Linked DNA regions of Homo sapiens: all the other regions are linked to region 1. A link is a contact called in ENCODE Hi-C or POLR2A ChIA-PET data. All regions are on one chromosome and are shown on one strand. Each heading gives the region's core, a stretch centred on a gene start or an enhancer-like site at or near the end of the contact. The rest is flanking DNA. Distances are from core to core; before and after follow the strand shown. Region 1 overlaps LINC02625 (long intergenic non-protein coding RNA 2625). Region 2 overlaps CABCOCO1 (ciliary associated calcium binding coiled-coil 1). Region 3 overlaps LINC02625 (long intergenic non-protein coding RNA 2625).

Region 1 (4,067 bases), core at 1,016-3,515:
TGTTCCACCACTCTAATTAGGCAGGCAGCCTTCCTCTGCCATTTTATTTTTTTATTTTATTTTATTTTTGAGACAGGGTCTCATTCTGTCATCCAGGCTGGAGTACAGTGGTGCAATCTGGGCTCACTGCAGCCTCAGCCTCCTGTGCTGGAGTGTTCCTCCTGTCTCAGTCACCCAAGAAGCAGGGACTACAGGCGTGTGCCACCACGCCCAGCTAACTTTTGTCTTTTTTGTAAAGACAAGGTTTCTCTGTGTTGCCCAGGCTGCTCTTGAACTCCTGAGCTCAAGTGATTTGCCTGTCTCAGCCTCCCAAAGTGCTGGGATTATAGGTGCGAACCATCACATCTGGCCCTCCTCTGCCATTTTATATTTCCACTTGGTTGTACTTCATTTTCAAATTCAACATTTTTATTCCTGACACAGAAAACTTTGCCTAAACTACTCTTGGGTGAATGTCTGGGGGCGTTATTCCATAAGTCTACAGCTTGATTCAATCTCCTGCTGAAATTATAAACGGGAAACAGCAGAGTCAATGAAAGGTGACAAGTGGTGCTAACTGAGTGACAAAGGTAATCTCATTCCACTAGAGTTTTTCAAACCAGTGATAGACTAGACACAGAGCACATGCCCTGTAAGATGTGTGTGGTGCTGTTTTGTCTTTGGATTGTATTACTGTGCCTTGAATGACATTAGTTCTTTTATATCTTACGTTCCTCTCAGAACATTATTCTTAGAACATGCTACCTTATGTTCTAGGCCCGGAAGTGTAAGAAACCTATGAATAACATATTTCTGAGTGTCTAGAAATCCAGATATTGTTTTTTGTTTGTTTGTTTGTTTGTTTTAAAGTGTTCTTGATGGAAGGAAAAGGAAGCCTCCATTTGCTTCTAAGGAAATAATAATTTCTTTCCTCCAATGTCTCTTGGATAGCTAATGGCTCTAGAGACAGGCACGGACATGTCTATGGATATAGTCATATGAGCTCAGAATTTTACCTTTGATTTGCTGGGAATCTTTTCTTTAGAGCCCTTTCATGGACATTAATTATCAATTTTTATTTTTAAGCTGTGGATAGTTTACTCACCCTTGAGAGAAACTTTCTTATGTAAAAGTTGTTTTCCACGGTCCCAAGATGGAAAACGACAACTCTTTAATCAAAAGGCTCTGAGGTATTGGTGCCATCTTTGTCTCTGGTTCCCAAAGAATGTTCTTGGAATGCTGACACCATAAGGAAAGTGTGGGGCAGCAGGCCTTAAGGGAGATTGTTAAAGCAAGACCGACATCTTCTGTGCATAGCCAATGCCTGCTTTTTCTCCACCATCTTCTTCCAAGTGGTTATCATTCCTCCTCCATGGAGATCCTGCTTTTGCTGCCCTTTCCAGCCTTTAGCTGATACAGGGAGTATGGAAAACGTAGTGTTCCTTTAATGGTTTATAAAATCAGACCTTCTTAGGAGGTCACACCGAGGGGAATGTTGCTAAAAACAACTGGCTCTTTGGCAATGCTAATCTGCATTTTCCTAAAACACATATCCAAGAGGGAAAAAGTGCATGTGTTAAGATGAAGATGGAGAATGAAGTTATCGATCTTCTTAAAGTTCATAATGTTGGAAGGGTCATGAGAGAAACACACTCTCAAACTGAGTAATAATCTACAAAGAGTTAAAACAAAAGTTCCTCCAGCCATAGCTGCACCAAGAGAAGTGGGACAGAAGTTCTGATTGAGAACTTTGATTTGCCACAGATTGTTTGAGTCTTACATGAAATTTGGAAAGGTTCCCTGACATCAAAGGCTGTTTCTTTTGGCTAATCTATTGAGTATGTTGTACCTGTCCTCCCATGAGCCCCCCCACGACTGGGAACATATGTCAGATTCTTCTTGTGCCAGTAATTTAGAGGCTCGTGACAAGAAAATATCCTTTTTCTAAGAAAAAAAGAGAGGGTGGTCCTGGGGAATGTTAATGCAGCAGAGAATAGCAATGATTTACTCCTCCCTGAAAAAAATATGCCAAGTCTGATAGACCCATATCTGAATATTATCTGCATAATTTGAAAATAACACATAGAAGGAAATAGGCCCAATCTCAGTATCCTGTTCACATTTACATCTGGAACAGCTGCCAGGGCCTCTCAGAGTTGATTTTGTTCAGTTCTGCAGGGCCGATCTGAAACCCAGGCAGAAAATGAAAGTGAGCAAATTTACCTCTGGCATTCAAAGAAATGCTTTTGGTCAAAGTGAGTATTTCTGACCATGACTCATTTTCAAAAGAAGCATTGAATTCGCTTTGTCATCTTTGCCTGGATCGGGCTCAATCAGCCCTTTTATGATTTTTAAAATATCCTATATAGGCGGGATGGCATTTATTAGGCTTCAGTTATTCAATATTGCATTTCAATGTATAAAAGTCACTGTTCAATTGAATATTGAGTTTTCTGAGGAAGTAAACCTACAGAAAAGAAATTTGCAAGAATCTAAAATAAATGAGTTTGAGAAAGATCAAACTGCCCTATGGCTGTTTCAAAGATCAAAAGATCTCTCTTTTATAGAAATCAGGAGCAGTTTGAATAGCCTCTTTCCTCTATCGCAAAGCCCCATTTTTTCACTATCATTGATAGCTTGGGACTGCACCATAATGGTATGAAAGGCCCTGGGGAGGAGGGAAGACGATTTTATTCCCAAAAAGGACGCAGGACTTTTTCGTCTGAAATAGCTGGCTTTTAATTTAATTTGATCTGGAGCCCAGTAGAGTGAGCAAATGAAAACCTGTCCTTAGCTCCTTCAGGAGGAGCAGTGGCCTTGAGGGGCATGAGAGGGTCTCCTGATAATTGTTTTTAAAGGCTGCCGTGTATCTTTGTTTCTGCTTCTAGGAGAGGCTGGATTATATGGTAGATCGCTATCTTTGAGTTTATGTGTTATGCATAACCTTAGGAAGTTACTTAATCTTTGTAGATCTCAGCTACTTCATGTGTAAAATGGGGATAATAATATGTACCTTATTCTTGGAGTAAGCTCCTTCCAACTCAGGGCCTTTGCTGGTGCTGTTCCTTCCACTGGACTAATTCATGCTTGGCCCCAGAACCCAGCTGGAACAGCTTTTTTCTGGGAGGGCTTCCATGGACCCTCAGACCAAGTCATGCTAACTCCTCCTCCTCCTCCATTAGACCATGTGCTATGATTTTCCTTGTAGTACTTGCCTCAGTTATAATTGAAAACGTTTTGTGTAAGTACTGATGTCATGTCTGGCTCCCTCTATAAGGGATTAGGAAACCTAACTTATTCATCTGTCTCATAAACTAGAACAAAAACAAAATATTTATTGTATGAATGAAATCAACAAAGTCTACTAGCAAACGATAAGTGATTAAGAAATGGCAATTTCCCTTGTTCCCCTACACTGTGAGATCCTGGAAGCCAGGACAAGCCTTACCTCTTTACCAGAAGCACCTAGGGTGGGGTCTTGACAAAGTAGCTGATTCAGGAACATCTGTGGATGTGCACGTGGACATTGTCAATCATCTCTGTCTACCTATTTGCCTTCTTCCTCAGCCTGTTCTCTGTCTTCTATCTAAAAGTGCACTATCAATTTTCAGAGAGATGCTAGAACCCTTGTTCATTTTCTTATATGGCAACTTTTCTCTGTATAGTTTCATGAAACCTCCATACATGAAGTTTGCAGTGAGAGGCAAAAAACTGAGTCGTGATCATGGTGTTTTTAGCCCCAGTTAGAGGGTTAGGTGAGTTGAAGTTGTCAGCCCAGGGAACTTTACAAGTGAGGACAGCTTTTAAACATCACTGCCGACATTATCATCATCAGCAACAACTAATAACAACTTCTTTAAATTTAAAAAAACCTTTGCCTTCTTGCCTAGGAAAAAAAATCTCCATCAACATCATAGACCATTCATGGTTGTCTACCATTAGAATCTTTTGCTTTGATTAAGGCCATTATTCATAAGAAGTTGCTATATTAGTCACTGACTATTTATTGTGAATTAGTTTATCAACCGTTTCATCTGAGAAGATGAAGGGCCAAGTATTAAGTCACTTGATTGCCTATGTGGGAAGGA
Region 2 (3,768 bases), core at 927-3,426, 36 kb after region 1:
CAAAATATTTTTTACAAGCCACTCAGAGTATATTTGTTTAGCTTACTAGGTTCAAGGCATACCCTTGAACTCAGTATAAAATATTTCAAACAATTCTAATCATAGATTTTTGGTTAGTTTCTTCTAGAGCGTTCTATTTAAAATTGAGGTGTTTAATATTTAAAAATTTTATTTTATGGACATTGCATTTTCATTACATATTATGACAGCTTATATGAAGATGAAGCTATTTCATGACTCTCATATTAGAGAATACTCTTTTTGAATAAGTACCGATAATTTGCAGAAATCATATGAGATAATAAATTATAATGGTTAGAACAGAAAGAAACTACAATGGAAGAACTCTAGGTCCTTGGTTCGAGTCTTTCTTTTTTCATGCACTTCCTGTTGACAGTTGAAACTACCTGAATAGGAGGAGGCTGAAACTATTTAGATAAAGCTATCATGTAATTTACTTAACTTCAAAGCATACTGATTGAACTGCACTTCAGTCCCGAAGTCCACAACTGAAAGTGGGGGCTAAGCTTCTTAAAACCATATTCGTTTAGAAATAAAAAGCTTTGGTGCTAAATTAGAATACTTGTAAAGTGCTATGAAATCTTTAGAGAAGTCAACCTAATATTATTATTTCTGACCTCTTAGAGCCAAGATGTCTATTTTAAGTAATCTGACATTAAAAATGTGCTGACAAATATAGATTTAAAAAACAACACAGGAAGTTGTAAATCAGTTGGTAACCCTTAGCATCAAGGAAATAAGAGACCACGAAAATGCAGTCATTTACTTTAGTCAACCTCAGCCTTAATTTTTAACTAAAGAAATTTGCAGAAAGCATGATGTTTACGTTTAGATATTTTATTCATAGTTTGTGTGTTTCCCTTTTCTCCAGTAGGCTCATAAATTATTACCAGGAAACATGTTGTTACAGTTATAAATATTTCCCTCTCTGCTTAGCTCTCCCTAGCCCCTACCCTTTTTTTTTTTTCCTTTTTTATAAAAAAGTCTCACTTAGTGATTCTTTAACCGTATTAGGCACTTTTCTCTGGTCAGCAGGCAGGATTTTCTTGCTTTGGAGGAAACTACTGCCAATTAGTCATATGTGCTTGGCATTCTAGAAACAGGACACTTTCAGTGAGCACCCAAGCCCTTCCTCCTAGGCAAGGCAGCCTTTTATTCCATATATGGCAGATGTCATTATTTCAATGACCTAAAGAAGCATGTCTTCCCTTATACAGAATGGGTCTAGGTACTCTAAGTTTCCCTGGCTTTTCTTGAAATCTGAAATCTTAGAAATTAACTACAAAACTGATTTTGTGGACAACGGTGTACATAGCAATACATGTTCTCAAAAGAGACCTTTCACCTACAGTCTGCGAATCATACTAGTTTAGTTAAAAATAAACAAACTGAAATAGCAGCAGCTCTGAAAAATCTAGGTGGTATCTTGATTCCAGATTTGAATGTTCTAAAAATGTAGATTTTTTTCCCCTTAAATGTGTAGTCAGAGTTCTGGATTGGCTCTGCTGCTCAGTTGAGAGTAGGTCTGAGATGTGGTTTCTTTGTTTGTAAAATTAGGGAGTTGGACTAGGTCGTCTCTAGTCCAGCTACAGATGTTGTATCTTATGTTACTAAATTTCAAGTGGCTTTTTCTCTATTTATACAAAACTCAAAGTTGCTTGCCTGTGTAGATCCCCAGATTCAGTATTTTTCAGTCACGATGTAGAAGAATATTTGGAGTACACATTTAGTGCTTACTGGAATCATTGACAGGCTGAAGCTTGTCCATTTATTTTTCCTTAATTACCTTCCCCAAACCTGCTCCTCCTCCAATTCCTTTATCGTTTGGTGGCATCACCAGCTTCTCAGTTACTGGACTCAAAGCCTTGCAGCTGTCTTCAGTTATTCCCTCTCCCTTGTCCCTAACATTAAGTCAGCCATAAAACTCATTGGGGGCACCTGCTGATGCCTGTCCCACCTGTGCCCTTCTATTTTTTGAAGGATTCAACTCCATGTTCTTGCCTTCACAGATCTCGAGCTCCAGCTGTACTAGACCACTCACTCTTTCCCTGCTTGCCCAGTGCTTGCAGCAGAGTGGGTGCTCCATAATTGTTATATGAAAAAAAAAAAAAAAAAAAAAAAGAGCAAGGCAAAGCAAAGCAGAGCGAAGCAAAGCAAGGGGTGGAGGAAGCTGTGGTCTCAGCCCTGTATTGCCTGTGCTGCTCCCTCTGCTGGGGGAGCTTTTCCCTGCATCCTGCCAGGCCATCTCATCCACCTGGACTTTCCACCCAGCTCAATCAACTCTGTGAAGTTTCTCGTCATCGCCCTTGTGCTCGCAGAGTATCTTGCTTATTCAACTTCATAGTATTTGTCACATTGGCCTTGAGTGACAGCCAGGTAGAGTGATTTCTCGCCATTGTGTGGAAACAACTCGAGGACGTGGGGCACGTCATATTCATCTTAAGGACCCCTAGCTCAGGCCTTTATACACGGGGGGCATTCATTGGATGTTGAGTATTTCATCAGAGTATCTATCCATTCATCTAAAAATCTTCAGGGCTGCCTAGTTTGTTAGACCAGCTACAAGTCAGTTTAAATATTTTTCTTGAAAAACGGTAACACTTGGAGAAGCAAACCTAGTCATTGTATTGTTGCATCAGTGCAACTATCTGTATTTCATATCAATGGAGCCCTAGAGTATTTGTTTGATTAGCAGAATGCCAAACAACCAGACAGATTCTCACTGATTTGACTTCATTGATAGTTACTATTAGTTTTTGGAGACACAGTCTTGCTCTGTTGCCCAGGCTGGAGTCCAGTGGCACGATCTCGGCTCACTGCAAACTCCGCCTCCCAGGTTCAAGCAATTCTCCTGCCTCAGCCTCCCAAGTAGCTGGGATTACAGGTACCCGCCACCACGCTAGGCTAATTTTTGTATTTTTAGTAGAGACAGTGCTTCACCATGTTGGCCAGGCTGGTCTTGAACTCCTGACCTCAGGTGATCCACCTGCCTCGGCCTCCAAAGTGCTGGGATGACAGGCATGAGCCACTGCACCCCTGGCCCAGTAGTTATTTTTAACTGACTTATCATTAAACTGTTTTTTAGACACAGTGTAGTTTAAAGCCATAAAGAGTTCCTCAGAGATACCATACCCCTCACCTAGCTCCTAATGAAAGTAACATCATGAAGCAAATTTCTAGGAGGGCTGATAAGTTGCCTGACTCTAGGGGCCATGATTCACATTGCTTTCCGTGAGCCTCCTCTGGTCCCCCACTCACAATACAATGTGAAAGGTACCCACTGGAGTTGTTCAATGGGGAGGCCCTAAGGTCAGTGCTGGCCACCATTTGGGAATATAAACTGTGATGATGAAAAAAAAAAAAAGCAGCTCTCATTTATTGAGAACTTACTCTGTGTTTGGCATTGGGCTAGTTAGAAAGCACGTTATAAATAGTAGGTCCTTCAAATCATACTGCATTGGGAGGAAAGGTTTTATTGACTTCATGTTTTGAGAAAGAGCCAAAAGCTTAAAGAGGTTAAATAACTCAGCCAATGCCCCACAACTAGAAAATGGAGAATTCTATCAGAAATAGAACCCGGATCTATCTGACTCTGAAACCCACGCACCTAACTTTAGGGGGAAGGGGAACCCTAGTAGTTCATTATGGATTCCAAAAAATGTTTATCTCTAGTTTATATGTGAGGAAATACAGGTTCAGAAAAGTAAAATGACATGTGTATACTAGAGTTGTGAAAGCAGGCATTCT
Region 3 (4,010 bases), core at 627-3,126, 48 kb before region 1:
GAATTTAAAGGGGGAAAAATTCCCTGGATTTCAAAAATTGCCACCAGGTCACAGCAATACTTAATTAACTGAATACATTATGGGAGGGTTATAACATAGATGCTAAAAAAAGAGGGCGGGGTGGGGGGGAGTAGTCAAATTCATTTAATCCTGTGTTCTTTGCTTACAGATTAGCCTTTCAGAATGAGCAACCTGATTTTTTTTTTTTTTAAAAGGATCCATTTACCTTCCAGAGCTTTTCATAGCAAAACATTTTGCATGGTTGCAAAAGAAATTAATTTGTTGCCAGTTGCTCCACACTGGCAGGAATTCTGAATAAAGAATGTAAGCAATCTATCTTTGTTTGCAAGATATAATTAATCTGGCAGTTAAAATTCTTTGGAAACATTCTGATGACTTATGTGGAAAAGTAGCGCAGCATTTTCAAAGAAAACTCAGAACTGTATGCCGGGGAAGATAAAAGATATATGAAGTGTTTGTTCTAAGCGATACTATTCATTTAAAGATCATAATGTAACCCCACCCTAGCAATTATTGTGAAAAACAAGACAAATCTCCATCTATAGCTTTCTGACACAGTCTTGATTTGAGAAACAAAATAAGCACATTACTGTTATAGTCTAATAGACTGCAAGCTGTTTTATTAGAGTCAGCTGAATCCTGTTTTGCATAAAAAAGAACTCTGTTTGCTATCAAGAACACATTTACATTAATATGACTTTGACAAAGTAAAATAAAATCGCATTAAGATGATGTAAGTAGATAAGACAATGAAATCTCTGTGAGAGAGTTTTGGCACACACTAATTACAGTCAAGTCCCTGCAGAAAAAGAACATATTTTTACACCAACTATCCATGTGTTTGAAAATGTAGAGAGCCCAAAATGCAATCCTTGGTTTAGGTATTTCCTGAATACATTGTATTTCTGTGCTTCTGAGATAGGGTTTTTTTTTTTTCTTTAAAGGAGGCTGCCCGATAAATAATACTTTCATTTACAATAATACAAGCAAGTTTCTTTCTGAATACTAGCCTGTAATCATCCTGATTATTTTAAGGGACTTTCCAATACAGGGCAGCTGAAAACAACGTTTTAGATTACATGGTAATTTAGGAATGCATGAAAAGCTAAGCAGTTACCATAATAGGGTTCTGGATAAACTTCATGCTTTTTAGAGCAAAACATAACAACATATGTTTTGTGATTTGTTTCAATGATTTTTCTATATTTTTTTTGTTCAGGTTCTATCAAAATATTTGGAGGCCTCATCTGCGTACAGCATTTTTATAACCTTATTTTGAAAACTTTGATGTCTCTCTTTTTAGTTCAGTCATTAAAAGAAAGGCAATGATGGATGATGATAATGCCTCGGATTTTATGACTAATCAGTTCTTGGCAGTGGCCATATTTCTTCCGTAGTGAAACTTTAATACTCCTTTGGCCTTGCATAGGCTTAACAACAACAAAAAAATTTTTTGGAACTGTGTTACACCGGCTACTTATTAAGTATTAGCAAACAGTTATTATACAAAAGTTAGCACTCTGATTTAACACCTGACAAAATGGAGCAACCAGGAAAGATGATTTCTTCTCTTTTCTGGATTCTCACAAATTTTAGGTGCCTTGCTATTGTGTTTTTTTTCCCCCATGTTTTACATACAGGAATACGGAGAAAAGCTATTCAGATGGTAGAAATATTGAGGGGGAAAAAGTCTTGTAGGGGTGAGTTGGGCTGCCATTTGCATTTTTTCTTCCTGAACCGTCTTTTTGATGACACAATTTTTATGAAAAGCCTGATTTTCTGCCCCGAGTCTTAATGTATTGTTCTTGAAGTTGCAACAACAAACACCAGGTGTCTCCACTTAGCTGAGCTACAGGTTCTGAAAAGGAAGGCCACTTTGCCAGGAAAAGTTGAAGCTACCTTCCTTTTCCCTCCCTAGTGCTCCTGGCCGTGGCCTAGACAAGGCCAGAGGGCTGGCTGTGAGTAGGGGAGTGGAGTTTATTCTTTCATGAGTGCTCAGTTTAAAGCCTATTGACTCAGATTTGTAAGGGAACCTGATTTTTGTGTGGAAGTCATGAAGACTGGCATCCGTGGAAATACTGATACCAGTGAATTAGGCAGCTGTGGCCTGTATTGCATGCCTGTTCTACTCTGGTGGGGACCTGCCATCTTGGTTGGCAAGAAGCCCTTCCTGGGTGGATGGGGGCCTTCTTCTTTTAGGATAGCCAACTCCATGGGGACCTTCTGGCTGAGAACAACCAGATCAGAGACCCACAACCTAATGTGCTGGCTTCTTCTCTACCAGGGGCTGATGTCCCAAATCCCAAGTTGCTATTTCCATGAGCATATATTCTTCAACAAATAATCAGTTAATCTCTACTGTGTGCCAGGTACTGTCCTAAGCAGTGAAAAAACTAGAAAAACCTGCTCTCATAGAGCTTGCGTTAACATATGTCCCTTCCATTTGATGCCTGGGGTAAAAATCAATTCTGGTGTTTCTTAAAATGTGTTTTGTGGCATTCCAAGGATGGTAATAAGTATTGTGCTGAGAAATGTTTTCATATTTCATTATGCTCTGGAACTGCTGGGTTAAAAAGTGTCTAGATGCAAAACTCCTTAGTAACCTCTATATGCTAATTTGCATAGTCCCTTTCTAAGAGATGTCTTATTTCTCAAATATATTTGGCTAAGGAATAATTTTTTAAAAAATAAAAACATTCTCCAAGCCAATTTTTAAAAAACAAAATATGTCATTATTATCCTAGAGAAATATTCCAAACATTTTATTCTGTTACTCAAACACTACCTTCATAATTCTTATCCTGTCAGTTGGTCATCCTCATTATTTTTAAACCTAGAAATTACGCTGGATGTTTAAGTGAATGTTCTGAGGAATATACTTTGGGAAAAATTGCTTTGAGTAGTAGACATTCAAAGATTGGAAGATTTGGAAGCTAGAAGGAGGTAAAGAGGTTGGGGCTTAGAGGCCACCTGTAAGAGGAAAGAGATGTTTGCCCCTAAAAACGTGACTGTTGAAGCTGTGCTGGTATCCTTGCAGAAGAAAACTCTGTTCTCCATCAGTTTCTGAGCAGCCATCAAACAACTATTTTGGAAGACGGGAAAGCTAAGACATATGGGTTCCAGTCCCAGCTCTGTTTTTAACTAGCTGGGCAATCTTGGGGGTAATTTACTTACCTTTCGGTCTTAAATCTAATGCCCAATAAGTGTCGAATATACATTAAGCCACTTAATCATCAAACAGTTCTCTGAGGTAGATCATGCATCTACAATATTCCTTATAGGGAAGGAATTAGAGTAACAGATTAAGGAACTTGCCCAAGTTACACAGCTAGGAAATGATGGGCCCAATAATATTGGATGATGATCTTGAATCAGATCACTTCAAAATCTAACATTGTATGATTATAGAAGGGTGACTTTTGCTATGTTTCATATCTATTGTGATTGGCAGTCAATCCTCTAAGCAGAAATCGTTCATTAGTCAACAGAAGTACTGAGCATGTATTCTGTGTCAGACACTAGCCAAGGCCCTGACACTAGCCAAGGCCCTGGGGAATTTACGGGGAAGAAGGCAAAGTCCCTGCCCTCAGGACTTTACAGTCTAGTAGAGGGTGGAGCACAAGTAAACATGCATTCTACCTTTATAGCTAAAACATTATTATTACTAATATTTCTATAGTGAATCATTGAAATATTATGGTAGACTATTCACAAAAGCCAAAATGTGGGAACAACCCAAATGCCCATCAACTGAGGAATGGACAAACAAAATGTGGTATAGCCATATACAATGGAATATTATTCAGCCATAAAAAGTAATGAAGTACTGATGTATGGTACAACATGGATTAACCTGAAAAACGTTATGCTGAGTGAAAGAAGCCAGATACAAAGGGCCACATATTGCATAATTCCATCTATATGAAATATTCAGAGTAGGCATATTTATAGAGACAGAGGACAGATTAGTGGTAGCCAAGATCTGGGGG

The links. A loop is a pair of places that touch in the nucleus more often than their neighbours do. ChIA-PET counts read pairs that join two places held with the same protein, here RNA polymerase II (POLR2A). Pooled maps may share reads with other maps.
Region 2: a map of K562 shows a loop between it and region 1 (3-fold over the local background). The contact joins two enhancer-like sites. A Hi-C loop is called at or near these places in 7 of 168 maps with a recorded cell type or tissue (Caco-2, K562, PC-3 and 3 more), 14 of 37 single-sample maps with no recorded cell type and 16 of 50 pooled maps. POLR2A ChIA-PET finds 5 or more read pairs at or near these places in 6 of 52 experiments (A549, Caco-2, K562 and 3 more).
Region 3: a map of PC-9 shows a loop between it and region 1 (2.0-fold over the local background). The contact joins two enhancer-like sites. A Hi-C loop is called at or near these places in 12 of 168 maps with a recorded cell type or tissue (IMR-90, K562, PC-3 and 8 more) and 13 of 50 pooled maps. POLR2A ChIA-PET finds 5 or more read pairs at or near these places in 5 of 52 experiments (MCF 10A, OCI-LY7, Panc1 and 2 more).

What each region holds. Positions count from the first base shown.
Region 1 is chr10:61,785,034-61,789,100 of GRCh38, reverse strand. The region is part of intron 3 of LINC02625 (long intergenic non-protein coding RNA 2625); the gene reads left to right. Among named protein-coding and RNA genes, the nearest start is that of LINC02625, 81 kb to the left of the region's middle. Within about 2 kb of position 2,265, at least 5 of the 41 ENCODE cell types and tissues checked have a DNase peak (open chromatin) inside an H3K27ac peak, as active enhancers do; they include PC-3, PC-9 and endothelial cell of umbilical vein, where a contact is called at or near this core.
Region 2 is chr10:61,749,588-61,753,355 of GRCh38, reverse strand. All of the region lies in intron 5 of CABCOCO1 (ciliary associated calcium binding coiled-coil 1), which reads right to left. Among named protein-coding and RNA genes, the nearest start is that of CABCOCO1, 89 kb to the right of the region's middle. Within about 2 kb of position 2,176, at least 10 of the 41 ENCODE cell types and tissues checked have a DNase peak (open chromatin) inside an H3K27ac peak, as active enhancers do; they include PC-3 and endothelial cell of umbilical vein, where a contact is called at or near this core.
Region 3 is chr10:61,833,142-61,837,151 of GRCh38, reverse strand. The region is part of intron 2 of LINC02625 (long intergenic non-protein coding RNA 2625); the gene reads left to right. Among named protein-coding and RNA genes, the nearest start is that of LINC02625, 33 kb to the left of the region's middle. Within about 2 kb of position 1,876, at least 11 of the 41 ENCODE cell types and tissues checked have a DNase peak (open chromatin) inside an H3K27ac peak, as active enhancers do; they include PC-3, PC-9 and endothelial cell of umbilical vein, where a contact is called at or near this core.